Linked DNA regions of Homo sapiens: region 2 is linked to region 1. Evidence: read pairs that join two places in POLR2A ChIA-PET (ENCODE). Cell type or tissue: PC-3. All regions are shown on one strand.

The links. ChIA-PET counts read pairs that join two places held together with the same protein. Peaks named below come from ENCODE experiments on the same cell type or tissue, not always from the same donor. Only the 100,000 strongest peaks of a DNase experiment are listed, where the experiment ranks them.
Region 2: POLR2A ChIA-PET joins it to region 1 with 7 read pairs; 3 of 35 experiments call an interaction of 5 or more read pairs at or near these places.

What each region holds. Positions count from the first base shown.
Region 1 is chr3:106,119,464-106,121,963 of GRCh38, forward strand. No RefSeq gene overlaps it. Among named protein-coding and RNA genes, the nearest start is that of CBLB, 250 kb to the left of the region's middle. In PC-3, no CTCF peak of the experiment used is centred here; DNase peaks (open chromatin) are centred at 1,068 and 2,248; H3K27ac peaks cover 2,409 bases.
Region 2 is chr3:106,063,653-106,066,152 of GRCh38, forward strand. The region is part of intron 2 of LOC105374026 (a long non-coding RNA gene); the gene reads right to left. Among named protein-coding and RNA genes, the nearest start is that of CBLB, 200 kb to the left of the region's middle. In PC-3, no CTCF peak of the experiment used is centred here; no DNase peak of the experiment used is centred here.

The DNA.
Region 1 (2,500 bases):
TCATTCTAGAAACAGAAATCTCCCCACTCCTTTTCATTCCTAAAGGTTTAAAAATAAATCCTCTAGGCTTTTTCCATCCCTCAAGCTGATTTTTCTTACTCTGACATTAATAAATGCTTTCATCAAATGGCACTTGATCAGATGGTTTGTGTGACCTGATAGGGTGACACAGAACCTCTTTTCAAACTGACAGAGTATTCAAAGGCTTTACTCTTTCCAGAAGTAAAGCTGCTTTGTAAATGCCAGATTCTTTTAAAATTGTGTTCCTTGCAACTGCATGTATTATTCATCTGACTGAAGTATCCCACACTGTCAAGGGGGAAAATTGCAAGAAATCCATCTTTGAGCTTTCCTTTGATGCTGTGAGAAGATTCAGAATGAGTGGACTGGAAGATGATTGTATTTTTCCTTTACCTTTTGGTTAAACTGATGATATCTGCCGCATGCTTTATATCACCATGTGACATGTCTCCCAGGAGGATGACCCTGAGAGTTTGAGTCACCCAAGAAAAAAGAAGTAAGTCATGAGATCCAAGTGTCACTGAGGAGTTACCCATGCTGACAAACAGCTACACACATTTCTGTAGCTCTGCCCATAATGCTTTTTGAATGGGGCACCAAGCAACTTACTTGATAAAGTAGTAATAGCAGCAGACGCTGCAAAGTGCCTAGATATGTTCTTCCTAGTACACAATTTACAAGGCCAGGTCTTAAATGAGATAGAATGATACAAAGGTAAGACTGGAAAAGCCTTTACTGGTCATGAATCATAACCTCTTTACCTATCCTGCCATTCTACAGGTGAGAAGACCAGGAAGTTTCAGTGACTTGCCCAGTGGCAAATAATGGCAAAACTAAGACTTACGTCCAGATTTCTAGTTTTAAGCCCTTGTTCTTTCATACACACCATACGGTCACATAAAATGACTTTTAAAATGCTGGCCGACTATTCTAAAGTAGACAGAAAATTATCAAACTACCATAGAAGTGCAATCTATGTGACCTTTGGGAACTGATTCCCATAAGCCAAGAGTGTGATGACTAAGGCATTCAAAAACACGGAGGAGCTGCAGGAAATGGGCTGTGATTCATTTAGTGGGTCCCTGTGACAATCTATTCCCAAGTTGTCTTTATGGTCAGCTAGAAAGTGAGCCAAACCTGGACCCCTCTGCGGTCTCTACAAATCATAGAGTACAGCACAATTTACCCTTCCAAAGTGGGTCCTAGTTGAGCAATAGTTTAGAATTCCTTTCTGATTCAATTTTGGAGAATGACCTCTAACTGACCTAAATTCTCCTGAAGCCTAAAATTGTATGTAGTTTCCATCTTCTTTTGCTACCCTAAATTATGAAGCTCTTCTGCACAGCTGTTTAAAAAGTTGGATTCTATACAGAGTTATCAGGGACTATTTGTACATTAAATGGGTTTTTTTATGTTTAAATATAACCGGCATGCATATGAAGGGTTCAATATCTGTTTATGAGTTCATACAATCAAAACATGTTTTATGAAATGTATTTGATGTTAAATGCCACTTTGTATAAGTGTGTTATTATTTGCCATCAGAAAAAAAGGATGTAAAAATGCCATATGGAAGCAAGAGACTAAATTTTTTTTATAATTATATTTTACTTAATCCCCAAATCGGGGCACCTGGTAAGTAAATATTAATACGTGCAACCTGGACCCCCAAAAGATCCAGATCTCATGATTGTCAGAAACTTGGGGAAACTAAGTTCTCTTAAGAAGATCTATTAGTTCCTCAAAGTCCTTATTGTGGAAATGATTAGAATTCTCTTAATTTTTTCCCTGAGTATTTTTTGAAACTTTTACATCTATTAGACCTTGGTTTTTGCAAATATTTGACAATCTTTCAAATCTAATAGCACATAAAAAGCAATAAACAAACATAGGTTGAATAAGTGAGGAAAGCAGGAGTTTATCTGGTAGACAATAAGAGGGCCAGTGGGGGGCCTTAATATAAGTTTGTTGGGGGACATTTATCCATAGGTAGTTCTTGCATCTGCCTATTTTCTGAACAAAGGTATTGATAGCTTTGTTCCTTATTGTCTTTTCAAGGATGTTTGTATGGTAAATAGCCTTGGAAAAGAGAGAGTGTATGTGTCTCTGTCTAGGGCAGAGGGAAGATTTGTTTTCTCTCCAAGATAATAAAGATAATGTTTCCCTCCAGGATAAAAGTTGGGCAGGTTGACTAGCTGGTCTTTCGGGAGATTGAGATTTTCTTAACCTAGGATTCCTAAGGTGTGACACGTATTTACTATGTGTACAGCATTTCCTCGAGCCATTCTGCATTACCCCCTGGGACTTTGGAGGCAAGGGGGACTAATGGGAACATATAATTATGCCCTCTGTCTCTGACCCAAGGGTCTCATGCCATCTACTAGTATCTATGAAACTGTGGCAAGCTAACATACTAGCTTGAAAGCAGAGTAAAACCTCAGACTTTTCATAGTTCTTATTTACAGGTGATACTAACATT
Region 2 (2,500 bases), 56 kb before region 1:
CATTCATTATGACCAGGTAGGATTTATCCCTGGGATTCAAGTATAGTTCAACATACACAAATCAATCAGTGTGATACATCATATCAACAGGATGAAGGATAAAAACCATATCATCATTTAAATTGATGCTGAAAGAGCATTTGAAAAAATTCAACATTGCTTTGTGATTAAAAAAACTTAAAGAACTGGTATAGAAGGAACATATCTCAACATAATAAAAGCCATATATGATAGACCCACAGTTAGTATTATACTGAATGAGGTAAAACTGAAAGCCTTTCTTCTAAGATCTGGAACATCACAAGGATGCTCACTTTCATCGCTGTTATTCAACATCATACCAGAAGTCCCACCTACAGAAGTCAGACAAGAGAAAGATATAAAGGGCATCCAAATTGCAAAGGAAGAGATCAAATATCCTTGTTGTATCCTAATACAAGATGACGTAATCTTGTATTAGGAAAAACCTAAACAGTCCACAAAATAGCTATTAGAACTGATAAACAAATTCAGTAAAGTGGCAGGATACAAAATCAACATACAAAAATCAGTAACATTTCTATATGTCAACAGCGAATAATGTGAAAAAGAAATTAAAAATGTAATCTCATTTATAATGTGATAATTCCTTACCAAGGAATTAGTAAAATAAGTGGAAGATCTCTATAATGAAAACTATAAAACACCGATGAAAGAAATTGAAGAAGACACAAAAAAATGGAAAATTATTTCATGTTATTGGATTGAAAGAATAAATATTGTTAAAATGTCCATACTACCCAAAGAAATATACAGTTTCAATGCAATCCCTATCAAAATACCAATGGGATTCTTCACAGAACTAGAGAAAACAATCCTAAAATTTCCATAGAACCACAAATGACACAGAATAGCCAAAATGAAGCTAAGCAAAAATAACAAAACTGGAAGAATCACATTACCTGACTTGAAAGTATGCTACAGAGCTATTATAATCCAAACAGCATGGTACTGGTGTAAAAACAGACATACAGACCAATGGAACAGGATAGAGAATGCAGAAAAAAATCCACACACCTACAGTGAACTCATTTTTGACAAAAGTGCCAAGAACATACATTGGGGAAATGACAGTCTCTTCAATAAATAGTGCCAGACTAGATACCCAGATGCAGAATGAAACTAGACCCCTGTCTCTCACCATATTAAAAAATCAAATAAAATGGGTTAAAGATTTAAATCTAATATCTCAAACTATAAAACTACTACAAGAAAACATTGAAGAAAATATCCAGGACATTGGTCTGGACAAAGATTTCTTGAGCAACACCCCACAAGCACAGGCAACCAAGGCAAAAATGAACAAATGGGATCACATCAAGTTAAAAAACTTCTGCACAACAAAGGTTACAATCAACAAATTGAAGAGACAACACACAGAATGGGAGAAAATATTTGTGAACTACCCATCTGAGAAGGGATTAATAACCAGAATATATAAGAACCTCAAATATCTCTATAGGAAAAAAATCTAATAATCCAATTAAAAAATGAGCAAAATATTTGAATAGACATTTCTCAAAATAAGACATATAAATGGCAAACAGGCATATGAAAAGGTGTCCAACAATCATTTATCATCAGAGAAATGCAAATCAAAACTACAATGAGATATCATCTCACCCTAGTTAAAATGGATTACATTCAAAAGACAGGCAATAATAAATTCTGGTAAGGATGTGCAGTAAAGGGAACCCTTGTACACTGTTGGTGGGAATGTAAACTAGTACAACCACTATGCAGAACAGTTTGGAGGTTCCTCAAAAATACTAAAAACTGGCCCAGCGCAGTGGCTTACGCCATTAATCCCAGCACTTTGGGAGTCCGAGGCGGGCAGATCACGAGGTCAAAGATTGAGACCATCCTGGCCAACATGGTGAAACCCTGTCTCTACTAAAAATACAAAAATTAGCTGGGCGTGGTGGCGCATGCCTGTAATCTCAGCTACTCAGCAGGCTGAGGTAGGAGAATCACTTGAACCCGGAGGTGGAGGTTGCAGTGAGCCAAAATCACACCATTGCACTCCAGCCTGGGTGACAAGAGCAAAACTCTGTCTCAAAAACAAAAACAAAACAAACAAAAAAAAAACCTAAAACTAAAAACTGAGCTACCATATGATCCAGCAATCCCACTGATGGGTATATATCTAAAAGAAAGAAAATCAGTCAGTAGAAGAGATATCTGAACCTTTATGTTTGTTGCAGCACTGTTTACAATAGCTAAGATTTGGAAACAACTGAAACATCCATTAACAGATGAATGAATAAAGAAAATGTGGTACATGTACACAATAGAGTAAATAGTCATCTTTAAGAGAGTAAATATTTATCCTTAAAAGAGTAAATATTCATCCTTAAAAGAGAATGAGATCCAGCTATTTGCAGCAACATGAATGGAGCTGGAGATTATTATGTTAAGGGAAAGAAGTCAGGCACAGAAAGACAAACATTGCATGTCTTTA